5 separate regions of the Homo sapiens genome follow, and regions 2, 3, 4 and 5 are each linked to region 1. Evidence: chromatin loops called from intact Hi-C (ENCODE). Cell type or tissue: PC-3. All regions are shown on one strand. Each heading gives the region's core, and the rest is flanking DNA. Links, peaks and the distances in the headings are about the cores only. Region 1 has its middle 110 kb from the start of CT47B1. Region 2 has its middle 34 kb from the start of C1GALT1C1. Region 3 has its middle 45 kb from the start of LAMP2. Region 4 holds the start of CUL4B (cullin 4B). Region 5 has its middle 30 kb from the start of LAMP2.

Region 1 (6,416 bases), core at 962-5,961:
AAAGCAAGATAAGGAGATGGGGAATGATTGGGTTTTATTTTATTTTTATTCTTTTAAACCTTTTATTTAGAAATAATATCAAACAGAAAAGTCATAAGAATAAAAATACCCATATACTCTTTACTTAGTCTCTCCTCTCTTTCTCTATATGTGTATGTATGTATATATGCACATATATTCCTGAACTGTATGAGAGTAATGTATATATCATCATGGACTCTTAATACTTCAATGTGTATTTCCTTAGAATAATGATATTCTCTTACATAAGCATGGTATAATTATCAACTTCAGTAAATGTAATGCAGATACAGTATTTTATCTAATCTACTGACTCTATGGCAATGTTTCCAATTTACTAAATAGTATTCTTCTTAGCATTATTTGCCCCTCCAGCATAGGATGCAATCTAGAGTCAGGTATTGCCTTTGGCTATGTCTCTTTCACCTCTTTTAATCTGGAACATTTCCATAGCTTTTGCCTTTTATGACACTGATACTTTTGAAGAATAAGATCTTTTTTTAAAATAATAGAACACTCCTAGGCTGGGCGCAGTGGCTGACACCTGTAATCCTACCACTTTGGGAGGCCGAGGTGGGCGGATTGCCTGAGCTCAGGAGTTCGAGACCAGCCTGGGCAACACAGTGAAAACCCGTCTCTACTAAAATACAAAAGAAATTAGCTGGGCATGGTGGCGGGCACCTGTAGTCCCAGCTACTCGGGAGGCTGAGGCAGGAGAATTGCTTGAACCTGGGAGGTGGAGATTGCAGTGAGCCGAGATGGCGCCACTGCACTCCAGCCTGGGCAATAGAGCGGGACTCCGTCTCCAAAAAAAAAAAAAAATTGGACACTCCTTATTTTGGGTTTTTTGATGGTTCCTCATGGTTAGATTGAGGTTATGTGTCCCTGTTTGGAAAACTACATAAGTGGTGCTGTGTCCATCTCAGTACATCACAGAGGTCCTTGATATCCATCTGCCCCTTTGATAATGCTAACGTTGACCATCTTTTCAAAAAGTGTTTTCCAATTTCTCTACTGTGTGCTTACAGTTTTTTCCCTTGAAAGTAATAAGCAGTCTGTGAGAATAGTGTTCCAGGCAGGGGGCCTAGTAAGTATAAAGGTCCTGAATCAGGAACATGCCTGGAGTATTGGAGACACAGCATGGAAGCTGGTAAGGCTGAAGCAGAGTGAATGAGGGTGAGACCAGAAGGAGTTAGAGGTCAGAGGAATATGAGGTGGCAGACTGTGAGGGCTTTAGACACCATTGTAAGAAATCTGGCTTTATTCTTACCAAAGTGGGAAGCTACTCAAGGTTGAAAAGGAGCAGCTTGTCATTTTTTGTTATTATTATTATTATTTAAGGGTTCCAAGTTTAGAGAAGCTAGGTCTCAGTGAAGCAACTTGTTCCCAGAGAACAGACATTTCTCAATTATTAGATTAGATAAATTAGATGAATCAAAACACACGACAGCACTCTAGACTAATGGTGATGGTAAAATTGCTCATATAAGTGAAATCTCAGACTGTGAGTCTACAGATGTCAATATCTTAGATACGACTTTTCAAACTTAAGAACCTATGAGGGAATAGTATATGTCCAAGTACAAAAAGGAAATATGGCATTCTTATCCAGTTAGTCATTCAACAGGAAGGACTTCATCAGGCAATATTTGGTTACAGGAACCTGAGCCATCCTGTTTTGCTAAAAGGATGTATGACTTTTATGTTTCTACATGAAAATTTACTTGATATAGTTTATAAGTGGACAAATGCTGAAAGCAGATGTGTATCCAAAGATGACTAGAAAGAAAAGGATGATGTAGAAATGAAAAACAAAACATCATTGAATCAGTCATCTGAATTGGTTTTTGGGAATCTAAATATGAAAATATTTTGCAGTTATTGAGCAAAGACGATGGCCATTCTTCTTTCAGCAAAATTATGAGCTGCCAAAGTTTTCAATCTTGGCATTATCAATTAATTAATTTATTTTATTTTATTACTTCTATTTTTTTGAGTCAGAGTCTCACTCTGTCACCCAGGCTGGAGTGCAGTGGCACAGTCTTGGCTCACTGCAACCTCCGCCTCCTGGGTTCAAGGGATTCTCATGCCTCAGCCTCCCGAGTAGCTGGGACTACAGGCGTGCACCATCATGCCCAGCTAATTTATATATTTTTAGTAGAGATGGGGTTTCACCATGTTGGCCAGGCTGGTCTCGAACTCCTGACCTCAAGTGTTCTTCCTGCCTCGACCTCCCAAAGTGCTGTAATTACAGGCATGAGCCACTGCACTGGGCCCTTTGAGGCTGATGAAAGCTCCAGGATCAGAATTAGGGGGAGGGGTAAGGTCATGCTGCCCAGTGGTTACGTGCATGATTGCTGGGCTAAAGACTGCTATGCTGAGGGAGCCCGGGAAAAAACCCTGGACATGATGGAGACATCGCTAGGGCCGGAATGGCTGAGGCATTCCCATTCCTTTGGCTTTGACTCTATTTCATATGGAGCACCAGATGTCTGGCCAAAGGATGTCATGCCTCTTCCCTTGCCTAGTGTGTGTTGTCTGCCATCTGCATGGCATTTGAAATACACTTGGGGTTTTGCTTAAGAATCCAAAGAAGGCATTTATTTTAATCAGAAATTGTTTCCCATTCTTACTGAATATAAAAATAATAAAATTGTAAGTATATAAACATGGACAAGCAACAGTCACCCTCCCCACTTCCACTCTCCAGAGATGACCGCGGTTAAGTTTGGTACCTATTCCTCCAGATGTTCTGCCTACCAGTACTCAGGTCAGCTGTGTTTTATGCAAGGAATGTGTTCCTGAGGGCACCACATAATTAGATATTTGCGTAATTCAAAACCAGCCTTGACAAAGGAAGGGCAGAATTTCTGTTTGTCAGCTAAACTGGTGCCACCATGTGGCAATAGTGTAAACATGACTTACAGTTCACTTAGACTTCCAACTTTGAAATTATGTGATTCTTAGTGACATTTTAATTTGGGAGGACTTGCATTATTTCAAACGTTGTACATATACTGAAGCTAAAATATTTTATATCACAATATTTCAAATTCTTAAAATTCCAATTTATTTAAAATGTGTTAATTTTAAAATGGTATCATATTACTAAAGTTTTTCTAAAACTTGCTTTCTAAAATTCAGATAACCATATATTTTGGGCATTCTCCCATGTCAGCAAATGTACTTTTGTTTCTTTCTTTTTAAGGGCTGTGGATCATTCTGGTGTAGCAGTGCATCCTAATTCATTTAACTAAGTCTCTATATTGATGGATAGTTCTTCCCAGGGATAAGGTCTCCTTCTTCTGTCTTTCTGTCATCAGATTTGTCTTCAGTTTCAGGGCCCTCAACAAATCTATGTAGTTCTCAGTGCCAGAGACTTGTGGCCAGAGAAAATCAAACTTCTGTCTCTTGGCAACCATTCAAGCAGTGACCCTGAGCCCTGACCAAGTGCCCCAGAAGTCACTTGCTTTTTTCTGCACTAAACACACTTGGCATTGTCACTGAACTGACCTGGTCTGATGTTGTAGGATGGATTCTGTGGAAGTAGTTGCTGAAACAGAGTTTGAAATGTAAGCTATTTATTAGGAATGTAACACACAGCCAACAGATATTAAATTATTGGAATTCAGGGGCTCAATTTGAGTTAAGGGGTTCACTTTGAGTTAAGTGTTTCTGTCCATATTCCCTTAAGAGCAAAGTGTGTCAAGAGAACTGGGTGGGGTTTTTAGTTGGTTTGTTGGTGGTTGGCCTTTTACTTTTTGGTTAGAATACAAATTAGATTCAAGAATGCTCCATACCTGGAGGCTCTGACACAGTATGGAATTCCAAGCTTTATGGGTCATTATGGCTATAATCAACCTATATAATAGTCTTCAGAGTGACTTTCTCAAGCTTTTTTCCTCGTGTCTGAAGGCTTCAGTTAGGCAGCTTTTAATGTGAGGAACTTCACTTCCTCCTATCTTTTCCATAGCATTAATTATCTATTCTGGAAACTTCTGCTCTAAAAACAGATGTTACTCCAGGAACTTCTCTAAGTTTTACTCATTAGTGAAAAGCATTGTACAGAACCTTTTGGGGAGGGGAAAGGAAAATGACTGCCGCCATCTAGCTTGACCCTTCCTCAGTCCTCACTTCCCTGGTTGAGACAAGTAGGGCTCAATAATGTCTGTCTTCTCCTCTTCTTCCTGAGTATACCACCAGATGGCATTTCTCTGCCCCCTTGCTCCTAGATGGGGCTGTATTACAGTTCTTGTCAGTGGAATGTGAGCCAAAATGATGAGTGCCACTTCTAGGCCTGGCACATGAACCTGCCAGAAAAAGAGGATCCAGTGGAAGACCCAGAGACCCTAAAAGATGGCAGAAGCCACATGATGGAAAGAGCATGGATATGTGAATGACTGCATGGTGCAAAGCCATCCACGCCACTCCATGTTCCATATTAGACTATAGCATGTGTGAGAAATAAACCATTAAGCCATTTCGTGTTAAGCCACTGAGATTTCTTTTAGAGCAATCTGCTAATAATCAGCCTCAACTAATAATTTCAGACCTGCTTCTCCTTATTGGATCAGGAATGAGCACCTGCTACTTCAAGGACAGTAATCTCCTCACTGGCTAGTGACCCCATGGCCTAGCATGCAATATGAACTGGCACAATCAGATTTCTTCCTTCACGAAGAGCCTCAACTTGAAGTAAATGTAGTTGGATAGGAATCTCAGTCCATATTATGTAACTTATTATAAAATGTAACGTATTTGTTTCCTATATCTGTTTTCAGTTTCCATTTGGCCAGTTGGCAGAAACTTAATTTCCGTCATTTTAAATTTCAGTTAGTTCAGGGTTTCCTTAGTGAATTCAGAGTGCCAACCTCCTCCTTCCCAGCTGCAGATGGCATCTATGTTTGTGGTGTTTTCACTTTCTACTGTGGTAGAAAGCCATCCACTGTTAGATTATTGTCCTGAGCGCCAAGTCTTCCTGATTTCAGCTCTCTCTCAGCTATTTCCTTGCTCCTCTGTACCCAGAGGGGTACATCTGACTGCTCCTAACACCACTGTTGCGAAGTTCCATGAGGCTATCTCAGTTCCTTTGCATAGATATGTGACACAACCATCTCTATTGCTCCTTTTGCATATTGGTGAGGGATAACTCTGCAGGGCTTTCCACTTCTCTGGGCTCCATCTAAGAAGTTAGGCACATGTCCAGTTTATTTTTGAACCCCGCCCCCAGCCTATTCATTTGGTTTTATGATTGTCCCCAAGAAATTGGCTCAGGCTTGTAGGGCACAGGGATTCCCACTAACATATAATGATTTTGCTTCTCATCTGCTTCATTTTCTCTGTCGCCCAAGGAGCCCTCTGGTATGAGTGGGAGGAACGGGAAAACAGTAATGATAACAGGAAATAATGGGATAGGAACTATTATGATTAATATGTTAATATCATTCTGCTTCCACAAAAAAAATCTGCTATCTGGTAACATAACAGAAAGAATCAGACTGAAGAGTAGAACTGAGTTGGGTTAATGATGGAACACTAGCATATAGGTCCAGAGCCAGCTAGGGCCCCAAATCGCATTGTGGTTCCAGCTTAGTGAGGTTCAACCCTCCCTGTACTTACAGTCTTGGATTTCTGTTATTATTAATTTGAGCAATTTCCAGGGAAGCTCTCACTAAAATGTGTCCACTCAGTTTCCTAAGCTGGAAGCCTTGGAGTCTTCCTAGGATTACTGCAAGTTTCCACAGATGACTATCTTGATATGAAAATAGAGATCATATTAACAGCAATAACTCACACTTTTTTTTTTTTTTTTTTTTTTTTTTTTTGAGACGGAGTCTCGCTCTGTCGCCCAGGCCGGACTGCGGACTGCAGTGGCGCAATCTCGGCTCACTGCAAGCTCCGCCTCCCGGGTTCACGCCATTCTCCTGCCTCAGCCTCCCGAGTAGCTGGGACTACAGGCGCCCGCCACCGCGCCCGGCTAATTTTTTGTATTTTTAGTAGAGACGGGGTTTCACCTTGTTAGCCAGGATGGTCTCGATCTCCTGACCTCATGATCCACCCGCCTCGGCCTCCCAAAGTGCTGGGATTACAGGCGTGAGCCACCGCGCCCGGCCAATAACTCACACTTCTTAACACAGGACCCAGGAAACTGATGCTTGGCTATATTAGTTTATTAGGTATACCTAGACATATCTGTATCCCAGTCTATGTTCACCCTAAATGTCCCCACCCCATGCAGATATACACAAATGACTCCCCTCTTCCGTCTTTGATATTCAGTAAGTCATCAAGTCTTTTTTGTTCTACTCCCTTAATATTGTTTGAACCTGTCCCGTCGACTCAGTCTCCATCCTCAGTGCACTGTCTTAGGTGTGGTCCTCATTTCTCACCTGGTT
Region 2 (6,416 bases), core at 653-5,652, 110 kb before region 1:
GAACCTATTTCCTGCATTGCATGTCTTAATTTCTCAGATTCCACCATTTGAGATTCAATCCCTTGGATCATGAAGGCTTTCCTAGCCAAAGATCTTTTTTAAAAATAAATCTGGTACCTGGCATGGTGATTCACGCCTATAATCCCAGTGCTGTGGGAAGCCGAGGCAGGAGGATAGCTTGAGCCAGGAGTTTGAGACCAGCCAAGGCAACAGAGTGAGACCTTGTCTCTACAAAAAAAATTTTTAAATTAGCTGGGTGTGGAGGTGTGCACGTGTAGGCCTAGCTACCTGGGAGGCTGCGGTGGAGGAGGATCAATTGTGCCCAGGAAGCGTAGGCTGCAGTGAGCTATGATTGTGTCACTGTACCCTAGCCTGGGTGACAGATCAAGACCCTGTCTCTAAAATAAAAAAAAAATTAAAAACTGAATCTATCTAAACGAGCAGCAATGATTTATCATCAGCTAGCACATCAGATAACATTTGAGTGGAGAAAAATGGGCTGTTATCTAAATCCTTCAAACAGGCTAGGTGCAATGGCTCACACCTGTAATCCCAGCACTTTGGGAGGCCAAGGCGGGCGGATCACCTGAGGTCATGAGTTCAAGACCAGCCTGGCCACCATGGGGAAACCCCATCTCTACTAAAAAATACAAAAATTAGCAGGGCGTGGTGGCAGGCACCTGGAATCCCAGCTACTGGGGAGGCTGAGGCAGGGAGAATCACTTGAACCCGGGAGGTGGAGGTTGCAGTGAGCCGAGATCCCACCACTGAACTCCAGCCTGGGTGATAGAGCGAGACTCCATCTCAAAAAAAAAAAAAAAAAAAAAAAAAAAAGGCCAGGCGCAGTGGCTTAGACCTGTCATCCCAGTACTTTGGGAGGCCGAGGCAGGTGGATCACGAGGTCAAGAGATCGAGACCATCTTGGCCAACATGGTGAAACCCCATCTCTACTAAAAATACAAAAAATTAGCTGGGTGTGGTGGCGCACGTCTGTAGTCCCAACTACTCGGGAAGCTGGGGCAGGAGAATCACTTGAACCTGGGAGGCAGAGGTTGCAGTGAGCCGAGATCGCGCCACTGCACTCCAGCCTGGCACTGGAGATTCCGTCTCAAAAAAAATAAAATAAAATAAAAATAAATAAATAAATAAAAAATAAAAAAAATCCTTCAAACAAAGGACATGCGTAATTAATTCAGTTTCCTCAAAGTGATCAGTTTTGGAGAATCAGGACACAAAAGTCCAAAAAGGATAGATTAACTTTTTAAAATATTTTTCCCCGCTAGCAAAGAATAAATTTTATATTGGTACCCTTGAGGTTTACTACCGTTTAGAAAGCCAATCATTTGGGGCCTTGTCCATTGTTTTTGCATGCCAGATGACGTTGCCAGCACGTTTAGTAAACAATACATTGTAATTCTCAGAAGGTTGACTGCAACCTTCTTCTGTAGCCTTTCTTACCTCCCTGAAAGTTCCCTTTGTTTTTCAAGATTACACGAAGACTCAATCGCAATCACGTATCATGATGGAGTTTTATTTCTTCTCAGCATGCTGTAACAGGCTGTTTGATTTTCTGGGTTTGGGCTATCTCCTCTACAAAACTATAAGTTCCGGGGAAGGGATCTTGTTTGTCTTGTTTATCTCTCTATTCCCAATGACTAACATAGGGCTTAGCATATTGTAAGTGTGATGGTAATTTTATGTGTCAATTTGATTAGCTTAAGGGATGCCCAGAGAGCAGGTAAAACATTATTTTTGGGTGTGCCTGTGAGGGCGTTTCCAGAAGAGATTAGCATTTGAATTGGTAGAGTGTAAAAAGAAGGTTATCCTCATTAATGTGGGTGGCCATCATACAATTTATTGAAGACCTGAATTTGGAGGAAGAGTCAATTCACTCTCTTGAGCTGGGACATCCGTCTTCTCTCACACATCAGAGCTCCTTGGTTCTCAGGCCTTCAGATGCAGACTGAATTATCCCACTGGCTTTTCTGGTTCTCCAGCTTGCAGAAAGCTAACCATGGGACTCTTTGACCTCCATAATTGTGTGAGCCAATTCCTACAACTGAGTCTCTCTTCCTATTAATACATACATAGATATAAATATATTTTATTGTTTCTGTTTCTCTGGAGTACCCTGACTAACACAGTAAGGTGTTACATACATATTTGTTGAATGAATGAGTGAAACTTATAAAGGCTAAGCTAACTTGCCTATTGTTAAATAGCTATTAAGTGACTGATCCAAGACTTGAACTAGGCTAGCTAATAGTAGACCCCAAGTTGTAACCACCATACCAGACTATCACTGTTCTTTTTTGCAACTGAACCATGTCAAAGGCCATAGAGTAATTGCTAGGGAACTTAGAATCAGCTTTTCCCTCTCCTCTCTTTTCCCCTTTCTTTCCCTCCCTCCCTCCCTCCCTTCCTTCCTTCCTTCCCTCCCTCCCTCCCTCCTTTTCTTCTAAGATCTGGAAGGGCTATTTGAGGTCATCTTGTTCAACCTGCACATTTTACAAAGGAGAACCCTAGAGTTGAATCAGTCACGCGGCTTGCCTAAAGGCAATAAGTTAGTGGCAGACTTAATAGATAAGTTTAGCTTTCGTGGTGGGCATCATTCTAACAAAATCAATGGAGATCTAATTTATTTCATTCTTGTTTACCCAATATCTGTTTATTATAACTAGATTAGTCATGCCACTAACCTGGGACTGTGTCTTGCTCATTTCTACCTAAGTGGCATAGACCACACTGGTTCCTTTGCTGGGGATTTATTCTTTTTTCCTACATCGATCTATTTTATTCATCCTTCAAGCCCTAGCTCTGTTCTCCCCTCCTCCATACAGACTTCTCTGGCTCATTGCAAACTCATACAGCACTCTGCATTTGGTCTTTAATCACACATTACCATGTATTTTCATTTAAATGTTCTCAGGTATGTCTTTCCCACAGGCTCCCCCCACCACAAGCTCATCAAGAGCAGGATCTATATCACATGTAAACCTCTTTTGTAATCCTCTAGACTCCTAGAAAAGCACTAGACACATAGTAGACACTCAGGGAATAATTCTTGAATGAATGAATGAATAAATGATATAAACAAGAAAAAAAATGAAATGGTAAACTCTGCCATCTTGTGGTTATTCATCTTTGGTGTTGTCATTTTCACTGTATTTTTTTAGTGTTGAAATTAGAAAAGCATCACATGGTAAGAAACTAAGGTGATGATGGTGAAATTGGGAAGGTTTCTTTTTCTTTTGCTCAACGTACCAACAGCATGGTTACTGAAATATTTCATAAGAAAAACTAGAGGTGGAGGGAAACAAAAACCCAAAACAAATCGTGTACCTGAGGATTGAATATAGACCTGGGAAATATTTATTGGATTTCCTCAGGTACAATCCATGCTTCGAATGGGTCAAGTAAGAGAAATTGTCCCAACATGTTCAACAATTCAGAACTCTGATCAGATAACCAATCTACTTATTTAAGGGGAGCTATTAATAGACCTTTTATAACAGTCATCTGGTGAAGAGAAGCACTGTTTTATTTATTTATTTATTTATTTATTTATTTATTTATTTATTTATTTTGAGACAGGGTCTTGTGCTGTCACCCAGGCTGGAGTGCAGTGGCGCAATCTTAGCTCACCACAGCCTCAACTTCCTGGGCTCAAGCGATCCTCTCACCTCAGCCTCCTGAGTAGCTGGGACTATAGGTGCGTGCCACCATGACTGGCTAATTTTTAATATATATATATTTTTGTAGAGGTGGGGTTTTGCCATGTTGCCCAGGCTGGTCTATGAACTACTGAGCTCAAACCGTCTGCCCGCCTCGGCCTCCCAAAGTGCTGGGATTACAGGCGTGAGCCACTGTGCCTGGCTAAGAATCACTGCTTTTGATTTAACAGTCCTGGGATCCAGTCTTAGTTTTGCTGAACAACCTTGCGCAGATCACACAACCTCTCTTATCTCAGTTTTCTTACCAGTTAACTTGATGCCTAATTTACTTCCCAGGGCTCTCATGACACTCTATAGGACCACAGGCATGAAGGTTCTTCAAAACATTTTAAAAAAGTGATATACATGTTTAACAATACTACAAAAGAAAAATAATGTTTATCCTTTTCATTTGTACAGCACCTGAGCATTTTAAAATGCAGTCATGACAGCGGGTGGGGGCTCACTCTTGTAATCCCAGCATTTTGGGAGGCCAAAGCAGGAGGATTGTTTGAAGTCAGGCATTTGAGACCAGCCTGGGCAACAAAGTGAGACCCTGTCTTATGAAAAGAAAAATTTAAAAATTAGCTGGATGAGGTGGTGCTCACCTGTAGTCCCAGCTACTCAGGAGGCTGAGATGGGAGGATCTCTTCAGCCCAGAAATCTCTTGAGGCTTCAGTAGGCCATGATCATGCCACTGTACTCCAGCCTGGGTGACAGAGTGAGGCTCTGTCTCTCTAAAAAAAAAATAATAATAAAAAGTAAATAAAAACATCATTTTTTTTAAAAAAAGTGCCTTCGTGCCCATTATCTATTTTCAGTCTCACAGCAACCCCAGGATGCAGGCAGGCATTATTACACTCAACTTACAGATGGAATTCAGAGGTTCATATACAGAGTCAATAAAAATATATTGAGGACCTGTTATATGCCAGGCATACTGATAGGTACTTTCCCATGTTAGAGAAGTTAAGTTAGTTGTCCAAAATCATCTGGTGGTTAAGTGGCAGAGTCTGCACTCCAACTCAGATCATCTGATTTAGGAATCTAGGGCTCAAACCCTACTATCTTTAGGTCAGTCTAATTCCTCTCCTGAGGGTATTCACATTTGATTTTTCCCTTTCTTTTATGGAATGAAATATTTTGTTTTCTGTTAGATATTTAAGGTCTCAAGAGCAGGTGCACCAAAAAACACTGGGTGCAGGCTACAAGCCTATACTTTATTTAATGCAGTGGTTCTCAGCCCTGGATGTAAAATAACATCACCTGGGGAGTTAGAAAACAATTACCCACATTCTGGCCCCACAAGAAAGTGATTAAATCAGAGCCTCCAGCAGTGGAGCCTGAGAAAAAGTTTTTTTTTTTTCCTTTTAAAAGTTAATTCTAATGTACAGTTAGGGTTGAGAACCACATTGCTATAGGAGAAAAGTCAGTGACCCAACATCTTAACATAGTCAATTCAACTTTTCTAGAGACTGTTCCTAGCAAATACCAAGAAAATTCAATGAGGAAAAAGGAAGAGGAGTAAATAAATATCTTAGAAATGTCATTTGTTCAATCTGATTTAGTAGTGCAAGTAAGTTGGATGGCAGTTGATGGAAGTAAACCATTAGAGATGAAGAACCAGGAAAGAAAAGGACATGGATCCCACTTTGAGGTAGGGAGAGAGATGGCAGACACATCTTTCTTACCTCATAAGAGTAGACACTATAAACCCCTATTCATTCATTTATTCCTAGATCAAATATTTACTGAGCATCTAGTATGTGCCAGACGCTATTCTAGGTACCGTCAGTATAGCAAGCCAGATACAGACATTAGACTCATGGAACTTTCATTCTAGTTGTGAGTGTAGAGGAATGAATGGTTCTGCTGTGATGCCCTGGTGACCTTGAACACCTTCACCTATGTCACACAGCCAAGGTTCAACCATGGTCTGACTCAAATCTTGGAGGAATACTCTGTGATCTCTCTGCAACATGGCAAGATAAGAAATATTGTGATAAGTTGTCACAAGCTCATTTCTCAACTGCCTCCTTATCTTGTGGGAGGGTGCCATGAGGTAGTTTCTTATTTGCCTCCCTGGTTCCAGTGAAACATAGAGCTTTGTACCATCACACACATACACACACACAGCCCACTTCAGTAGAGCTGTAGCATAAACTGCTTGGCTATAATTTAGAGTTGGCTTCTGCACACCAGAGTGACCCATTGCTTGTGTCATCTGCCATCTGACATCTCTAATTCAGTGTCATCCTGTGGGATTAGCAACATCATACTGATCTTGTTTTGCTGCCTGTGTTAGTAATAAACTGTATCCATTTGGGCTAGTTGTCTTCTTATTGGCTGAATCTATGGAAGTGTGCTAAGCTAACCTAGCAGCTACCAATGCACTGTTGCTTAAGGGGCTTGACTGTTTGAAAAATTGGGACAGATCTGATCCATACCAGTTAGATAGAAAAACAAAATTATTTCAAATTGTGATAAATACAATGAACCCTAAAATATCAACCCTACGTGGGCTTAGAAATCACCTAAACACTGGGGAGAATGTGCAGGTTTAATTGAATAATTTCAATAAACAAACATGTAAGAAATGAGAAAAACACAAAATCATTGAAGAAACACCGTAATTGTTGTGGGCAAAATGGATGTTAAAATTAGTGGGAGAAAAAAAAGAAGCAAAAAAAAAAATTAGTGGGA
Region 3 (6,416 bases), core at 588-5,587, 260 kb before region 1:
AGATGGAGGTTGCAGTGAGGCAAGATCACGCCACTTCACTCCAGCCTGGGTGACAGAGTGAAACTCTGTCTCAAACAAAAACAAACCAACGAAACAAACTTCTGACATATAGTTAATGAAAAGAAAATGCGTTTATGCACAGAAGGGATTTTTAAATTAACACAAAACAATTGAATATCTAAAAGCAACTCGTGCCAATATTTATATTGCTTTCAACTTAAGAATGTCTCATTGGCTATTTCAGACTAAGAAATCTGAGAAAGATTTCATCTCTAAATAGGCACACAATATATAAAGATGTACTTTGGGACAATAACTACATAAAGGAGGAGAGGTAGAGCTGTATAGAAGCAGTTTTTATATATACTATTGAAGCTAAATTAGTATTAATTCATACTAGTTAGTTGTAAACTTAAGATGCCCATCATAATCCCCAGGGTAACCACTAAGAAAAAAACCCTAAAAGATATATATATGAAAATAAGCCAGGCGAGGTGGCGTGCACCTATACTCCCAGCTACTCAGGAGGCTGAGGAGGGAGGATCACTTGAACCCAGGAGCTCTAGTCTAGCCTGGGTAACACAGTGATACTTTGCTTCTATTTAAAAAAAAGATATGCATAAAAGGAAATGAGAAGAGAATCAAAACGGTATACTACAAAAAAAAATCAATCAAATACAACAGAAGGGGAGATTTACTCATCCTTCCCTGGTTGGATGTATACATGAGGCATATAATAGTCCCCCCTTATAAGCAGTTTTGTTTTCCCTGGGTACAGTTACCTGTGGTCAACATGGTCCAAGAATATTACATGGAAAATTCCAGAAATAAACAATTCCTAACTTTCAAATTGCATGCCATTCTGAATAGCATGATGGAATCTCATGCCGTCCTGCTCCATCCCACCCAAGATGCAAATCATTCCTTTGCCCAGCACATCCATACTGTATATACCACCCATTAGTCACTTAGTAGCCATCTTGGTTATCAGATCAACTGTTGCAGTACTGCAGTGCTTCTGTTCAAGTAATCTTTGTTTTAATTAACAATGGCCCCAAAGCACAAGAGTAGTAATGCTAGCAAATTGTTACAATTGTCCTATTTTATTGTTGTTAATCTCCTACTGTGTCTAATTTATAAATGAAGTATAGGTATGTATAGGAAAAAATGTATATATAGGGTCTGGTACTATCCGTGATTTCAGGCATCTACCAGGGGTCTTGGAACATACTCTCCTCAGATAAGGGGGGACTGCTGTACAAGCTATTAAACTGTTTTTCTCTTGTGAATCTATCTTTTGTTACAGGAGTCCATCACAATTAACAACTATGAAGGGTAGAGAGAAAATTATCTTTCCTCCCCTAGAGTTTCTGGTGATGAGGATAGGATCTCTGGGGTACCCTGCTCACTCTGGAACCTGCCAATGAGATCCCGGGGAAACTGACAGAAGCTGGCTAAGGGTAAGAATTCTTACCAAAGTCAACTCTCCTGGATCTGTCTGTAGCACCTAGTAGAGAAGAGGAAGGCAAACACTTTTCTTTGCTCCTTACTTTCTAACTTTGATTAGCAGGAGGAAAACATCTGTACCAATTGATTTTTTTGGATTATGACTCTGGCTTGATCCTTTCCCTCTCAGAGACAGCTTTTGCTTTCCTGTTGGTCTCGTGTCCTGAAAGCTTAGCTTGGCTTTCTACCTGTCCGGGCACACAGGTTATCAAGCCTGTATTTGCAGGCAGCCAACTGAAAGGTTGGCAGCCCCCAATAATATGGCCGGACAGAAATGGGGGTTGCACCCTACTTGTATCTAGGGTCCTACCAACTGTTGCCAGCTCTCAGAGGATTCTCTGTCTTTTGGCTATCTCTGGGAGTGGTTCTGGATCTTGGCAGTTGGGGGGAGGGCTGTATCTTTGCACCCTCTATGAAGACACCCCTTATACCCACAGTTAAGCCATTAAGGGCTTATTGGTTTTGGTCAAGTCACTCGATAAATATAACTCTGAAAATATCCCCAGTGGGGTGACATGAATTGCATGCCAGGTTCTGGACAGAAATATAGTTAAAAATTAATCAGGCTGCCCTTTGGCCCACTTTCCTTTTGCTGAAAGTCATGTAGTACTAGATACTGACTATTTGCATTCCCATTGTTCCTATAGATAGGATCTCTGACATTGGAATTATAAGGCTTTCGTTTAAAGACTGCTTAAGATATTCTCAGGATCCTGAATTCTAGTGGAAAGGCTGAAGCCAACCAGTTTCAAGACCCTCAGAGAGGAACCAAATCAGCACAAGAATATACTTGTTTCTTTTTTTAAGATAGAGTCTTGCTCCTCAGCCAGGCTGGAGTGAAGTGGCACAATCATAGCTCACTAAAGCCTCAAACTCCTGGGCTTAAGTAATCCTCCAGCCTCAGCCTCCTTAGTAGCTGGGGCTACAGGTAGATACCACTACACCCAGCTAATTTTAAAAAATTTTTTGTAGAGATGGGGTCTCCCTATGTTAGCCAGGCTGGTCTTGAACTACTTCCCTCAAGCAATCCTCCTGCCTTGGGCTCCCAAAGTGTTGGGATTATAGGCATCAACCTGGCCAAGAATACAGTTTCTTCATCTCCAAGTCCTATGACTTCATCCTGCACTCTTCAACCAATCAACAATCTCCACACTTTGGCCCACTCCAAAACCCTTTAAAACCCTAACCTCAAATTCCTTGGGGAGATAGATTTGAGGTTTCCTCCCATCTCTTTAATTATCCTACCATTAAACTTCTTTCTCGGCCGGGCGCAGTGGCTCATGCTTGTAATCCCAGCACTTTGGGAGGCTGAGGCAGGTAGATCACTGTAGGTCAGGAGTTTGAGACCAGCCTGGCCAACATGGTGATACCCCGTCTCTACTAAAAATAAAAAAATTAGCTGGGCGTGGTGGTAACGCGCCTGTAATCCCAGCTACTCGGGAGGCTGAGGCAGGAGAATTGCTTGAACCTGGGAGGCATGGGCTGCAGTAAGCCGAGATTGTGCCACTGTACTCCAGCCTGGGTGACGGAGCGAGACTCCGTCTCAAAAACAAAAAACAAAAACCTCTTTCTCTGCTGTAACCCAGCATCTCAGCATATTGATTTGCTGTGTACATTGGGCAAGAAACATATTATGATTACACCTTTGGTTTAAAAGAAAAAAAAAGGAGTTCAATTCTGCCAGGAATATTCTCTATTCTTTTTGATCCTGTTCCTTCCATGGAAACCTCAGTCAACTGAAATTCCTTTCTCAAAATCCTGCAAACTATATGCTCTGCCAACTCTGGCCACCTCCTTTTCGTTGACACAATTTTGCTAATAACTTGAAACTTCATTGGCTTCTTCAGAAAACTTAAGATCTCCCCAAACTGGTGCTAAGACCTCTTCCTCCCCGTTGCTTCTGCTCCTCCTTCTGCCACTTTCGATCTTTAATTCAGTTTCTTTGAACCTTGATCTGTTCCCCCTCCAAGCCCCTACCTCCTCCATCCTTCTGTCCACTACTGTGAGACCTTTTACCTTCCCACTCCAGCCCCTTAGTCTCTTGAACTGTAGAACTCTGGCTCTCAAGAGACTTAGGGACATCCAAAAGCAATTACATGAGGCTAAAAAGAAAAGGAAGGCTAGTTAGAAATAGACTGGATATTTCATCCACTCCGATGGGCTTTGGAGATAGACAACCACTAGGTGTCTCCTCAGTCACCTACATTTTAGTCCACAGCCTCATGACTGACCTCTGGAAATAGGCAAATATGCTACAAAACTCCTAGGAGAGAACTTTCATCCTTTCTCTGTGTCTTTGAGATGTAAAATTTCTTCTCTAGGGCCTGAGGGCTATCTCTTTTGAAATGAAAATCTCAAGGAGATGACTCTCACCTGAAGGAAAAAAAAGGAGCTGTTTGGAAATTGGGCAAATGAAGAATCTTGTCTTTTCCACAAATACTTGTAAAAACCTTTAGCCATCTGAGTAGGTAACCTTAACTTACTCTATCTGCTAGAAACACAATTTAGATACAGCTATTCTCTTACAAACGAGTGAGTTTCATATTATTGTACCTGATACATGGCTAAAATTTTTAAATGAAAGCTGTAAAATCTGTTTGTATCTGTATGTTTATGTATGTCTCTGTAGATATGACATTTTTCTATCCCCATGGTATTATGTAGTTTGTAAACAAGGTCTACTTCACTGGCTTTAAGAAAAATAAACCTGGCTGAGTGTGGTGCTTAGGCTTGTAATCTTAGAACTTTGGGAGGCCCAGGCAGGAGGATTGCTTAAGGTCACCCTCAGCAACATAACGAGATCCTCGTCTCTACAAAAGAAAATTTAAAAATTAGCTAGCCATAGTGGCTTGTGCATGTAGTCCTAGCTACTTAGGAGGCTGAGGCAGGAGAATTGCTTGAGCCCAGGAGTTCCAGGCTGCAGTGAGCTATGATCCTGCCATCGCACTCCAGTATAAGTAACAGAGACCACGTGTCCAAAAAAAAAAAAAAAAAAATGCCGAGCATGGTGGCTCACGCCTGTAATCCCAGCAGTTTGAGAGGCCGAGGCAGACAGATCACCTGAGCTCAGGAGTTCAAGACCAGGCTGGGCAACATGGCGAAACCCCATCTCTACAAAAAATACAAATATTAGCCAGGTATGGTGGCATGTGCCTATGATCACAGCTACTCGGGAGGCTGAGGCAGGAGAATTGCTTGAGCCCAGGAGGCGGAGGTTGCAGTGAACCAAGATAGCGCCATTGCACTCCAGCCTGGGCGACAGAGCAAGACTGTCTCAAGAAAAAAAAAAAAGGACAGAAAGAGAAACTTACATAAATTAAGTATTCTCTTAGAAAACAGAAGAACTAACCCAAATGCTTTTCAAGTTCACTTGACTGGTAATCTTTGGTAAATAATACTGTTGGTTTAGTTAAAAAAAAAAAAAAGAAAAGAAAATGCCTTCAGAGTTGTCAGCATCAGCATTAAATATAATGCAGACACACAACTTTTATTCTGAGTTTACTAGTCGAGTAAGCTTATGTTATTTCTACTAGATGTTTATGATTATAAAATTAATTCAACCAAGAATAAATATATAAGTAAAAATGCAGTATTTGTTACTTCATATATATCAAGTACAGCAGTGAACAAAAAACCCATGAATTTAAAAAGAAACACACACAAGAGACGGCAGTAATAAAGGATTAAGGAACAAAAAAAATATGATACATAGAAAACAAATAGCAAAATGACAGAAGTCCTTCCTCATCAGTAATTATTTTAGATGTAAAAAAATTAAACTCTCCAATTTCAAAAGTCAGAGATTGGCAGAATGGATTTAAAACCAAGATCTAACTATAAATTGTCGACAAGAAACTCACTTTAGGTTCTAGACACAAACAAGTTGAAAGAGAAAGGATGGAAAAAGACATTGCAAGCAAACCAAACCAAAAGAGGGCTAGGGTTGCTCCACTAATGTCAGATAAAATAGACTTTTAAGTAAAAAAGTGTATTATTACAAGAGACAACAATAATATATATTGATATAGGGGTAAGGTATTAATAATCATAAACAGACATACCTAACAGTCCCACTATATATGAAGTAAAAACTGGTAGAATTGAAGGCAGAAATAGACAGTTCTACAATAATGGTTGAAGACTTCAATACCCCACTTTCAATAATGGATAATACTAGACAGAAGATCAATAAGGAAATAGAAAAACTGAACAACACTACAAACCTACTTGGCTCGGTAGACATATACAGAACATTCCACACAAAACAGTAGAATACACATTCTTCTCAACTCCACATGAAACATTCTCCAGGATAAATCACGTTAGGCCACACAACTCTCAATAGATTTAACAAGACTGAAATCATATACTATCTTCTCTGGCCACATGGAGTAAAATTAGAAATCACTAATAGACCAGGTATGATGGCTCTCGCCTGTAATCCCAGAAATTCGGAAGACCAAGATGGAAAGATTGCTTCAGGCCAGGAGTTCAAGACTAGCCTGGGCAACATAGGGAGACCCAATCTCTGCAAAAATTTTTAAAAAATTAGCTGGGTGTGGTGGCATGCACCTGTAGTCCCAGCTACTCAGAAAGATCGCTGAAGCCCAGGAGTTTAGGCTGCAGTGAGCTGTGACTGTGCCACTGCACTCCAGCCTGGGCAACAGGGTGATACCGTCTCAAAAAAAAAAAAAAAAAAAAAGAAAAACATAGAATAGACTCAAGTTACTAAAATCAGAAATGAAAGTGGGATATTACTACTGATCTTGCAGAATTAAAAAGGATGATAAAAGATTGCCATGAGGCTGGGCACAATGGCTCACGCCTGTAATACCAGCACTTTGGGAGGCCGAGGTGAGAGGATTGCTTAAGAGTTTGAGACCAGCCTGGGCAATACAACAAGACCCCAT
Region 4 (6,416 bases), core at 348-5,347, 210 kb before region 1:
TTGTGATCTTTATAACTATTACACCTAATCATTAAAGTAACCACTGTATTTAAGCTTAATATAAAGAATAAAATTTGAAATGCCATAATACTGTTTAAGTCATTTTGACTCACCTATTAAAATTGAAGGTGAGGTTTTTCTCCTATTGATTGTATTGCTTCAAAAAAATAAAAATTCAAGAATGACCATAAAAAATAACAATCCTGATCTTATTTCATCATGTGTAAAACCTAAGTCGACATGAATTTTTAACCTGAGATTTAAAGTACTGTCTATGTGCAAGGTACTTTATAAGCCTCTTAATCTTCCCAACAATACCCTGAGGAATCTATTTTACAACCGAGGAAACTGAGGCTGGAACTCATTTAGTAAGCTTGCCCAAGGTCATCATAGCTAGTCAATGGCAAAGCTGGGATTCTAATTCAGGTCTGTTTGACCCCCACATTTATGCAGCATCTATAGAAATGGAAACATCTTAACTCAGGTTTTAAACTACATTTACGAGCAGAGTGAAATTTTTAAAGACTGAAAGAAATGACTCCAGAAACCATGTTGCATTTTCAGAATAGAAAGAAACATCTTACTCTAGGCTTTAAACTTCACTGACTAGCAATGAGTGTGGGGAAAAAAGTTTTAATTAGAATATCCAAATGCCTTAATAATATGCTTTTATTTTAGGAGGGAGAGAAAAAAATCTCTGAAACCAATTTGAAAATGCAACCAGGATCATAACTCATTTAAAAATCTTTAGCTACAAAATCCATATATTTTTAAGTGAAATAATGAAAACGTTACTCAATTACAATTCATATTGACTTCAGAAAGCTCTACTATTAAATCAGAAACTGAGAGCCTGGGTATGGGAAGGTAGTGATATAAAAAAGAAAGGGTTAAAAATAGACAACACCATAGCCCTCTGCTTGAGACAAAATAGAGCATACTCCTGATTTCCACACAATGTTAAAAACACAAGCATAGAGAACCTAATCTTCTCAATACTAATATTCAGCCACAAAGCACTTATCTCATAAATATTACTTAAGTTCATTCATTTACTTCTCTATTTAATAAACACTGTAGCACTGATTACCTGGCAGTTACGGGTGTTGAAAAAGTAAGTCAGAAAAACAGAAACACATTCAACAAATAAAAATTAATTCAGCTCAAATACATTTTTAAAAATTGCTGATTTTATATTTGCCTCAATGTATTCATAATACTCTCCTCACATATCTCAAACACGGTCTGAACAAATTTTCCTAAAAGCTGCAGGTCGATACTTTAAAATCCATTTTAGTGATGGAAAAAATAGATGTAGTAATTGTTCCTATCTTTAGACTAGTGGTACACAGAGTTACTACTTCTGTGTATACACAATGTTTTTCACTTTCAAACCCTACCTTTGGAAAGAAATGCAGAGAACATAAATTTTTCTTCAAATATTCCTTCCAAATGAGTTTCATGAATACAGTATAAATCTAATTATAAATCTTATTTGAGCATAAAAAGATCACTATTGCTACCTGCATTTCTAGGCATTGGATAATGTGGCCTACTGAAGCATAAAAATAAAAATCCCAGCAATGCCAAGGCTCGCTATGCACCTGAAATAAATAAACCTCTTTAGAATACAAATTTCTCACCTGCAAAATCCGGATCAATCATACCGATTGTCAGTGTTATAAGGAATAACAGATTAAATACAATAGGTTGAAAAAGACCTCAAAATACTGCACAGAAACACCCGGTGTATGCTTCAGCACAAGGATCCTAACCACCCCCGGAAAATGAACCCTCCACCAAAAAAGGACCTCCCCTCCACCTCATTGATTATGCATAAAACATTAGGCCACCTCCAAACTGTTTAATATATTAACATAAATAGAGCACGTGACCCCTCGAGTGTCAAATCCTTATTAGGTGATTATGGATTTTGGCCTTGGTTACCTTTAAAGTTCTTGATCACTAACTTCTTAGCAGAGCCAGGTTTGCTGTTAGCAAAGCTAGAGACGGTGGTAGAAGATTTGGCTAGGCCGTTTGCATGATGCACCGAAGCCACAGAAGAGATTAATATACTCTTATTTTTAAGTTGCTGCTGCTGAGATGTTGCAGCAGTTGGTGAAGATGAGGAGGAGGAGGAGGAGGATTCCTCAGCCATCTTCGCATCAAACCCTACAAACTCCAGGGTGTCTTCAAAACGCAGCTTCTTCTGTATCGGTACGTGGCTGGAAGCAGCCACTGAAACCCCCAGGCAGAAGGACGAGGTTGAAGGGGATGCCGAATCCCTGGGTTGTAAAGGAGGAGTGGAAGAGGAGGAAGAGGTGGAATCAAAGTCTTCTCTCTCGTTACTACTGTTACTGCTGCTACTGCTGCTGCTGTTTAACTTTCTCTTCTTGGCAGAGGTGGGCGGAGTGGTGCTGGTATTACCATCAGTGGCAGATCTGACCTCCTGAGCAGCAGCAGCAGCTGAGGGACTGGGGGAAGAAAAACCTGTTGGAAACATGAAAATAGCGGGGTCAACAGGCAGAGGAGCATCAAAAACCTACGTTTATATGCCTGCGTGCGTGTAGGAGAGAAGGTAGCAATGCTAGAGGGGGAAGGGAAGAAAGAAGAGAGGAGAAACACAGAGGACGAGAAGGAAAGTGAAGGGGGGGGCTACACCGGGGGAATGGGAGGGTTTGGGAAGGCGGATAGGCTGACACCAGGAGTGAGCAGAACGAGGGGGGAGAGCGAATGAGGAGGCAGACAGGTAAACGGCCGTGCCGTCCCCCTCCCCTGCTTTTCGATCTCTCTCCCCCCCTTTCTGCAGGAGCGACTCAGCGAGTCTGTGAGGCTGCAGCTCCTCCTCCTTTTCTCCCTCTCCCTGGGAGGGGAGAGGCTGTGGTTGGGGGAAAGGGGGAGGGGGAAAGAACCAGGGCTTGTTATTGTCAATAGCACAAGAGGCTAAAGATGGCGCCATTTCCGGTCACGCGGCGCCGAGGGAGGGGCGGTGTCAACCTCAGGGAGTGGGGGTGAGGGAAGCGCTGCAGCCGCCCGGGGGGCGGGGGAGCTCGCGCGTGAGGGGGCGGCTGGAAAGGGGCGGCTAAAGTGCCCCAGACGCTCGCGCTAGTTCGCTCCTGCTCCCGCTCCCCTTCGCGATCCCCTTTCCTGGCAGCGCCTTCCTTCCCTGGCCCACCGGGAACTCCCACTCCCTCCTTAACGGTCCCGCGGGAAGCTTCGCGCCGCAGCGCCCTTACCGGAAGTGACTGGGCAGACACTTTTCATAGCGCCCAGATCCCGAAGCCCCCAGGTCCGCAGGACTTGAGTGGGGGGGGGAAGGGGGGAGGGAGAAATTGGGGGGAAGAAAAGTGGATAGGAGGAGGGGGCGGGCCTTCGAGACACCTTCGGAGCTCCTGATTGGAGCTTTCTGAAGGCGAGGGGGTGGGGGGGGTGGCGGGAGGAGCGGGAAGGAGCCTCGGGGGAGGGAAGGTAGTGACGGCGAGGGGCGGAGTGAGCTAGCTGGGAAAACGGAGGAGGAGGAAGAGGAGGAGAGAGGGAGGGACGGAATAAAACGTAAGGGTCCGGGAGAATAGAAACTTTGAAAGAGATGAAAGAATAAGGAGTGGTTGCAAGGCTAGGGGAGTAACCCTAAATAGAGGAAAACATAATCATGCCATTATGCCCGCTGCTGGAGAGGAATGTCCCTATGTTAAGATAGGAAAGGAGAAGAAAACGAGCTAAGATAGGAAGAAAAGGACTTTTTAATTCGGTGCCGGTATAAATTGTTTCTCTTTTATCTCAAGGCACCACAGACCCAAGGCTGAATAAGGCCTGAATTTTGATGCCTTTCTCTTTCATGTAGCTGTAAATCCTTTTATCTTACTACCAGGAGCATTTTCTAAGCTGGCTGGCCAAATTAAGTGTGTATTCTAAGGCGAAGAAATGGAAAGGTAACTAACCCCTCACCCACCCAGCACTATGCCCAGGATCGTCCTAACCCCCACTCTATCAGTCCTTAACTCAGTAATTTATAGACCCAACAAAGCTAAGACCCACTTCCTTCTTTTGCCAAATCTCAGTTTACACGCTGTCCCAAAGGAGACATTTTAGAACCATATCGGCAAAAGTCAGTGTTTTCTACTAATGTGTTTCATGACCCCATGCTTTACAATTGATTATTGATTTAAAAAATCTTTAAGTTTGGTTAAATTAGCAACAATAAACCTTGTAAATTCCCTGTTGGGAGTTTTTACTTAACCTTGGGGCATTCTCAGAGGGAGGTAACACAATATCAAAAACTAAATTTGCCAACCTGTTGATCATTCTAACTGCAAAAGCATTCAGTTAGCATGTATGGTAAGACTATGCAAGGTCTCTGCCCTTGAGAAGCCAGTAGGGGAAGATAGTTTCAAAACTAATTTCCATAACAATAATATGACATATATACAAAGTGCTGTCAGAAGAGGCAAAACAAGAAATTTGGGAGAAATCTGGAATAGGAAGAGTTCTACAGAGATTATGTTTATGCTGTGTCTCAAAGTGGGAGTTGCCAAAAAGAGAAGAGGGAACAGGATGAAAGGCATTCTGGGGAACGGAAACAAGGGCAAAGCAAGGAGTGAAAGGGCCAGGCCTGTTTATGGAAACATGGAAAGTGCAGTGAGGCTGGGAAGTAGGATGTCTGGCTGGGAGTAAGGAAGATGAGGCTCAAAAGTGCCTGGCACACCAAGCCAAGAATTTGGAGTCTACTCTGTAGGCGATCATAGATAGCAGGGAGACAATCCAGCAAGCAGAGCTTTTACAAACCAGGGGTGACAGGATTGTGAGTGGAGTAAAAGCAGCTTGTATGGTATACCTTGTGATAGGTGAATCAGAACCCTGCAAATAAATCAACTTTCTAACTTTGTTTAAACAGGCCCACTTGTTTTTGTGTCTTGAAAAGTCCCTGATTAAAATGCAAATCAACCTTTGGCATTATTAGACAATATCATTGCTATTTGATGACAGCCTGCTGAAAGCAAGGCTCTAATGGAACTTAGAACCGCTGAGAAGGGAGATGGGGGCCTGAAAGGAGACAGATGGAAGCACTCCTATCTGTTTTGAATATACCACATAGTTTTTTTCATTTTGTTTTGTTTTGAAGACAGAATCTTGCTGTGTCGCCCAGGCTGGACTGCAGTGGTGTAATCTTGGCTCACTGCAACCTCTGCCTCCCGGGTTCAAGCGATTCTTGTGCGTCAGCCTTCTTGAGTACCTGGGACTACAGGCATGTATCACTACGCCTGCTAATTTTTTTTGTATTTTTAGTAGAGTCAGGGTTTTGCTATGTTGGCCAGGCTGGTCTCGAACTCCTGGCCTCAAGTGATCCGCCTGCCTCAGCCTCCCAAAGTGCTGGGCCTACCATATAGTTCTTGCTGCCCAAATAGAAACAGTAAACTCTTAAGGCCAGGAAAGACACCTTAATACATTGAACTTTCCTTTATCGTGTCTCACAGTTCACAAAATGCTGAACCACTGTAAATGCAGGGTAAATGCTTATTGAATTGAGTATTTCATTGCATGTGAATAAAATAATGCTGTGTCTTTATAAGGGAGGATTAACTGACTCATTTTCAGGATTTAATGAACAAGGTTGTTCTAATTCATGTAGTTAAAATCTTTAGGAGGGTATATGAAGTGCTAGCCATTTTAAAAAATTACAAATATTAGTGCAACTGAAAGGGAATGGACATAAAGATAAGAGAAAGCTGCTTTTGCCATACAAAGATAAACTTTTCTACTAACCTAAATGATAGCTGAGTCCTGTTAATATTTAACTACATTCTAGTAATAATAGTTCCCTATCTCACATGGTTATCTAAGCCCTTCAGTCTTCTGAGTTACATGTTGGTTTTAAAAAGCACAGATCTGGCCACGCGTGGTGGCTCATGCCTGTAATCCCAGCACTTTGGGAGGCCAACATGGGTGGATCACATGAGACCAGGAGTTCCAGACCAGCCTGGCCAATATAGTGAAACCCCGTTTCCACTAAAAATACAAAAATGAGCCGGACATGGTGGTGTTCACCTGTAATCCCAGCTACTCAAATGGCTGAGGCAAAAGAATCCCTTGAACCTGAGGCAGAGGTTGCAGTGAGCCAAGCTCACACTGCTGCACTCCAGCCTGGGTGACAGAGTGAGACCTTGTTACAAAAAACAAACAAACAAACAAAAAACAAGGCTAGGTGGCTCAGGCTTGTAATCCCAAAACTTTGGGAGGCTGAGGCGGGCCGATCACCTGAGGTCAGGGGTTCAAGACCAGCCTGGCCAACATGGTGAAACCCTATCTCTACTAAAAACACAAAAATTATCTGGGCACGTTGGCAGGTGCCTGTAATCCCAACTACTCGGGAGGATAAGGCAGAAGAATCGCTTGAACTCAGGAGGTGGAGGTTGCAGTGA
Region 5 (6,416 bases), core at 535-5,534, 270 kb before region 1:
TGTGAGCGGAGATCGCACCACTGCACTTTAGTCTGGGTGACAGAGCAAGACTCTGTTTCCAAAAAATACAATAAAATAAAAATAACAAAATCATATTGAAACAATACCTTCTTCACAAAAATACCAGTGATCCATTATAAGACAGGACTAAGAAACTGATTAGACTATGTGAACATGTACCAATAATAATTACTCCGGCTATTTGAAAATTTTCAGATAATCAATATAAATAACATTTTGCTTTAATATACACAGATGAATGTTATCTTTGTTTTTTAAATAAAGCATTTTACTTTTGACAACGGTTTTTGCACACTAATATAATAAAATCAATTTTTGGTACAAAATAAATATTTCAGAAAAGTTATATAGTTGGTTTCAGAGCTCTCCACTCAAAAGTGCATCAACTTGGACAAGAAGTTATGTGGTCACCTTAACTATAGCATACTTACCATATTAGCTTTTGCAGCAGACAGCCTGGATTTTAATCCCAGTTCTAACACTTAGTAGTTTTGTGACTTTAAGCTATTCAATCACTCTCATACTAAGTTTCCTCATCTTTGGTGTTTTTTTTTTTTTTTTTTTTTTTGAGACGGAGTCTCGCTCTGTTGCCCAGGCTGGAGTGCAGTGGTGTGATCTCAGCTCACTGCAACCTCTACCTCCTGGGTTCAAGCAATTATCCTGCCTCAGCCTCCCAAATAGCTGGAATTACAGGTGTGTGCCACCACACCCAGCTAATTTTTTTTTTTTTTTTGTATTTTTAGTAGACACGGGGTTTCACCATGTTGGCCAGGCTGGTTTTGAACTCCTAACCTCCAGTGATCTGCCTGTCTCGGCCTCCCAAAGCGCTAGGATTGAAGGAGTGAGCCACTGCACCCGGTCATAATTTTTGTATTTTTAGTAGAGACGGGGTTTCACCATGCTGGCCAGGCTGGTTTCCAACTCCTGACCTCAGGCGATTGGCCTGCCTTGGCCTCAAGTTTCCTCATCTTTAAAATGGTGATGATAATAATATAAATTCTCTCAGTGGTTTGTTGCAAGGATGAAATGAAATAATGTTTATAAGTCACTTGGTACAGTGCCTTGGAATGTTGCGCTCCCAGTAAACATGAACTATTATCATTGCTGTTGTTATTATGATTAAGAGGCTATATTCATGATTATTGTTAGATTTTCCTTACCATTAACTTGGCGTCCTAACAGCACATTAGTTGCCTGGCCTTGTCTTTATCTAGCAAAGGGATCCAGTGATCAGGAAGATTTGCCAAATTAAATGGTGGCATAGACCAGCATTGGCTTGTCTTGTCTTTTTTATTTTTTTCTTCTTTTTTTTTTTTTTGAGACAGAGTCTTGCTCTGTCACCCAGGCTGGAGTGCAGTGGCACAATCTCAGCTCACTGCAACCTCCGCCTCCCAGGTTCAAGCAATTCTCCTGCCTCAGCCTCCTGAGTAGCTGGGATTACAGGTGTGCACCACCACACTTGGCTAATTTTTGTCTTTTTAGTAGAGACGGGGTTTTGCCATGTTGGCCAGACTTAGACCAGCATTTTCAAAATTATTTTTTCTCAGAATCCTGCAAGAATACTACAACATTGCAAGGATACTGCATTATTACAGAATCCTGCAAGGTGCTCTGTCAGCAAAAGATTCTGTTGTCAACTGGTGTTGGGAAACTGTAGACATGTGTTGTAAATTCATAATACGTATTTAGCACTATAAAATCTCTCCAAAGTCCTGCAATAAACACTTTTATTTTGCTTACCCCTCAGTTTCCAAATTTATTTGATAATGTAGCCTCTCCTCCCCTCTCTCTTTTGTATGCGTGTGATGCCTTCAACATAATAGAGAGTATTCTACAAAACATTTTGCAAAATATCGATCTAATATAACATTTTCATTTTAAAAATGAGAGGATCAACTGAGAGAAAGACTTTCCCAAGGCCACACAGTAATAGTGGATATGTAGACCTAGATGCCAGGGCTCCAAATCCTTGTGCTTTTTCTTTTAGGGAAGTCTCTTTGTATGTAATAATCTTTGTGCATGGATACATTAATGTGGGCTTTATATTGATAAGTAGGTGTGTGATACCTTCGACATTTCAAGGACAAGGACATTTTATAACAGCCAGAGGGTTTTTTTTTTTTTTTTTTTTTTTTTTGAGTGGAGTCTGGCTCTGTCACCCAGGCCGGAGTGCAGTGGCGTGATCTCGGCTCACTGCAACCTCCGCCTCCCGGGTTCAAGCGATTCTCCTGCCTCAGTCTCCTGATTAGCTGGGATTACAGGCATGCACTACCACGCCCGGCTAATTTTTGTATTTTTAGTAGAGGTGGGGTTTCACCATGTTGCCCAGGCTGGTCTCGAACTGCTAACCTCAGGTGATCCCCCACCTCGGTCTCCCAAAGTGCTGGGATTACAGGCGTGAGCCACCGCGCCCGGCCGGGTTTTTTTTTAAATTGTGAAACCTACAGTTTTAACAACCTCCACGCTCTCCGGGACTGAAGGTTTCCGCTCATAGCCAGCAGGCAGGGACCACAGACCGCAGTAATGGAAAATGGTCTCTTGAACTGACACCGGATGAATGCCAGAGGGCGCTCTTTCCTAAGCGGTACCAATTTAGAGTCCCTAAGCAGGAAGGCACAAAACCAACAAGTTTCAAGGAGACGGAGGAAGAGAGAAAACACTGTCTCTGGAGGAAGTATAATAATGTTTAAGATATAAAGCCATGGACGAGAAGTTAGAAAAGAAAGGGAGACAGAATAGCACTATATCAATATATAAAACAATTTCGTAATCAACAAAACTAAGATTATAAGCCAGGCGCCGTGGCTCAGGTCCGTAATCCCAGCACTTTAGGAGGCCGAGGCGGGCAGATCGCTTGAAGCTAGGATTTCTAGATCAGCCTGGGCAACATAGCAAAACACCATCTCTACCGAAAATACAAAAATTAGCCAGGCGTGGTGGCGCACGCCTGTAATTCCAGCTACTTGGGAGGTTGAGGTAGGAGAATCGCTTGAACCCAGAAGACAGAGGTTGCAGTAAGCCGAGATCACGCCACTGCACTCCAGCCTGGGCGACAGAGCAAGACTGTCACAAAAACAAACAAGCAAAAGACGAAGATTATAAACAAAAACATGTAAATGCAAAAAAAGTTTTTAATGCATAGGAATGATAAAAAGCCAACATGCAATTATATATATAATTGCATATTATAAATAATTATAATTAAATAATTATGTAATTAATTTATATTATAATTATATAATATATGCACACATACATATAACCTGTACAAATCTATGAAACCACCAAGTCTCCAACAGCCAAAATGTCAACTTCGTATTTAGAGGAAATAATATAGAAATAATTGCTAAGGACCCCATCTCTAAAAAATAAGAGAACAGAAATTCCTGATACTTATTGAGCACATATTATGTATTTGGTAACTTATGTCCACTTTTAACACTTAAGCTTAAGCTTATGAGGTAGTTATTATTAGAATATCGTCCTCATTTTTCTGGTTTTTTTTCAACAGGGTCTTTGTCGCCCAGACAATCTCGAACTCCTGAGCTCAAGCAATCCTCTTGCCTCAGCCTCCTGAGTAGCTAGGACTAGAGGCATGTGCCGCTATGCCTGGCTAATTTAAAAAGGGAAATTTTAGAGGTGGGGGTCTTGCTATGTTGCCCAGCCTGGTCTGGAACCCCTGGCCTCAAGTAATCTTCCCATCTAAGCCTCCCAAAGTGCTGGGATTATAGGTGTGAGCCACCGTGACCAGCCTTGTCCTCATTTCACACATGAGGAAACTGAAGCTTAAAGGCATATGTAACTTGTCCAAGTTCACAGTGCTAAGTGAAAGAGACAGCTGAGACTTCAAGGTCTTCTTCCAGAGGACCCAACTACTCCCTGCTTCTTTCCCATGGCTTATAAAGCCCTGTGTGGCCTGGTTTCCACTTACCTCTCCAGCCTTCCTCATCACTCAGCTCTCTGAAAAGACCATGTTCCCTGCCTAGGACCCACTTCCCTCCATCTTTGCCTGACTCAATGTTACCCGTCCTACTGGCTCAGCTTAGACATCACTTCCTTCAGGAAGTCTTCTCTGTTCTCCAAGCCTGGATTAGGTGACCTTTCTTTGTGGGTGTTCGGCTCCCCATCATCTCACCACACTGTATGGCAACTGTCCACTTCCTGATCTGTGTCCTCTGTTAGACTGGGAATTTGGGGAGAGCAGAGAGTAGATTTGGCTTGCTCCCCACTGCATTTCCCAATCCTGGCACAATGCCTGCCACGTAGTAAGTTCTCTATACACAGAGACTCCTCTGCTTAAAACATTTCTTAGAGAACCACATGTGAAGAGCAAATGTCATCAACTCTGCCACCAGCAGATGGTTATTGGCTGCCATTTTGGTCTCTGGCATTGGTGGTTCATCAGGCATGTTTGCTGTGATTTTGCTTATGTTTGAGTAGTTTAATGAACGTTATTAACATATTATATATCTGATACATATAAAGAGTGTTGAAAGTCCCAGTAAGAAGTGACATAGGGTTACAATATAAATGAAATTAGAGCCGGGTGCAAAGGCTCAGGCCTGTAATCCCAGCAGGTTGGGAAGCCGAGGTGGGAGGATTGCTTAAACCCAGGAGTTTGAGACCAGCCTGAGCAACATAATGAGACCCCATCTCTACGAAACATTTTTTTTAAAATTAGCCGGGCATGGGCCGGGCGGTGGCTCACGGCTATAATCCCAGCACTTTGGGAGGCCGAGGTGGGTGGATCACGAGGTCAGGAGTTCGAGACCAGCCTGGCCAACATAATGAAACCACATCTCCACTAAAAATACAAAAATTAGCCGGTCATGGTGGCACATGCCTGTAGTCCCAGCTACTCGGGAGGCTGAGGCAGGAGAATCGCTTGAAACCAGGAGGTGGAGGTTGCAGTGAGCCGAGATCGTGCCACTACACTCCAGCCTGGGAGACAGAGAGAGACTCTGTCTCAAAAAAAAAAAAAAAAAAATTAGCTGGGCATGATGGCATACGCCTGTTGTCCCAGCTACTTGAGAGGCTGAGGTGGGAGGATCACTTGAGCCCAAGAGGTTGAGGCTGCAGTGAGTCATGTTTACGACACTGCACTCCAGCCTGGGTGACAAAGTGACCCTGTCTCTCAGGAAAAAAAAAAAAAAAAAGGAAAAAAGAAATAAATGAAATTAGAAATAAATAAATATGAAAATTAGCAGGATTGTACAAAATACATATGAACAGTTAAGAGTAGTAAACGTTCTAATGGACAAACACTAAATCATGCAGCGTGTGAAGAAAGCTGCATCAACGAAGGTCAAAAACATCTATAAGAACCATATATTTTGACTGGGGAAATGCGTGTCTTAGGCTAATTTCCAGAGCACTTATTTTTGGCTGGTCAAGGTGGAGTTAGAGGTCTCTGTCCACTTTCCAAAAGTATTTTTTTAATCCTGTATGACACAGGATGGCCCTGAGTTTCTCCAAAATCTATTATTGTGACATCTTGAATTTAAAGATGTTATGGCAAAGAGCTAAAATAATCAATGTTTATGAAGGAGGGTCACATCTAAAAAATAAAACAAAAAACAACACAGAAAATTCCTCCTATTGTGTATCCCCTTACCCCATTTCTATAGGATTTTAGAAGGTATTATCTAGATTTTGCAATGTATTACCATCTCCTGAATGCCTATTACAGGTCAGGCACTTTTATTTTATTTTATTTTATTTATTTAGTTTTGAGACGAAGTTTCTCTCTGTCACCCAAGCTGCAGTGCAGTGGCATGATCTTGGCTCACTGCAACCTCCGCCTTTGGGTTCAAACCATTCTCTTGCCTCAGCCTCCCGAGTAGCTGAGATTACAGGCAAGCGCCACCATGTCCAGCTAATTTTTGTATTTTTAGTAGAGACAGGGTTTCGCCATGTTGGCCAGGCTGGTCTCGAACTCCTGGCCTCAGGTGATCCACCGCCTCGGCCTCTCAAAGTGCTGGAATTACAGGTGTGAGCCACCGTGCCTGACCTAGGTCAGGCACTTCTAAATATTTTTTTCATTTCATTCATCCATCCCTGTGAGACAGATACTATCTCATTCTACAAATTGGGAAACTAGGGCCCTGAAAAGTTAAGTAACTTTCCCAAAGTCACACAACTAGGAAGTGTTTATGTTGGAATTGGAAGGATCCAATATGCTCCTTACAGTCCACCAGCCTTCCTCTGTTATCTAATTTCATTCTCACAACAATCACGTGAATGAAGTTAAGAAAATTATTCCCCCACTTCTCAGATGAAAACAGTGAAACCCAGGAATGTTCACGGTGTCACTATGTAGTGAGTAGAGATAGACATGAACTCACTTCTTGTGTCCCTAGGTCCAGTGCTCTCTCCAGGTCACCATATCTTTATTT

What was found. Peaks named below come from ENCODE experiments on the same cell type or tissue, not always from the same donor. Only the 100,000 strongest peaks of a DNase experiment are listed, where the experiment ranks them.
Region 2: it touches region 1 in a loop (11-fold over the local background); 12 of 110 quality-filtered maps call a loop at or near these places.
Region 3: a loop joins it to region 1, with 7 times the contacts of the local background. A loop is called at or near these places in 16 of 110 quality-filtered maps.
Region 4: it touches region 1 in a loop (7-fold over the local background); 3 of 110 quality-filtered maps call a loop at or near these places.
Region 5: a loop joins it to region 1, with 11 times the contacts of the local background. A loop is called at or near these places in 68 of 110 quality-filtered maps.

The regions. Positions count from the first base shown.
Region 1 is chrX:120,767,260-120,773,675 of GRCh38, forward strand. No RefSeq gene overlaps it. Among named protein-coding and RNA genes, the nearest start is that of CT47B1, 110 kb to the right of the region's middle. In PC-3, for the core only: CTCF peaks have their summits at 2,936 (motif pointing left), 4,191 (motif pointing right) and 4,402; DNase peaks (open chromatin) are centred at 1,632 and 2,872; H3K27ac peaks cover 2,906 bases.
Region 2 is chrX:120,661,179-120,667,594 of GRCh38, forward strand. No RefSeq gene overlaps it. Among named protein-coding and RNA genes, the nearest start is that of C1GALT1C1, 34 kb to the left of the region's middle. In PC-3, for the core only: a CTCF peak has its summit at 3,111 (motif pointing left); no DNase peak of the experiment used is centred there; H3K27ac peaks cover 1,304 bases.
Region 3 is chrX:120,510,745-120,517,160 of GRCh38, forward strand. No RefSeq gene overlaps it. Among named protein-coding and RNA genes, the nearest start is that of LAMP2, 45 kb to the left of the region's middle. In PC-3, for the core only: a CTCF peak has its summit at 3,697 (motif pointing right); a DNase peak (open chromatin) is centred at 3,707.
Region 4 is chrX:120,558,136-120,564,551 of GRCh38, forward strand. It overlaps CUL4B (cullin 4B), which reads right to left and starts at 2,827. Exons shown (of 20, transcript NM_001079872.2): 1 at 1,948-2,827. The coding sequence starts at 2,503. RefSeq lists enhancers at 1,896-2,781, 2,779-3,073, 2,782-3,666 and silencers at 3,047-3,126, 3,427-3,476. In PC-3, for the core only: no CTCF peak of the experiment used is centred there; DNase peaks (open chromatin) are centred at 2,916 and 3,386; H3K4me3 peaks cover 4,129 bases; H3K27ac peaks cover 2,369 bases.
Region 5 is chrX:120,495,641-120,502,056 of GRCh38, forward strand. No RefSeq gene overlaps it. Among named protein-coding and RNA genes, the nearest start is that of LAMP2, 30 kb to the left of the region's middle. In PC-3, for the core only: a CTCF peak has its summit at 2,592; a DNase peak (open chromatin) is centred at 2,561.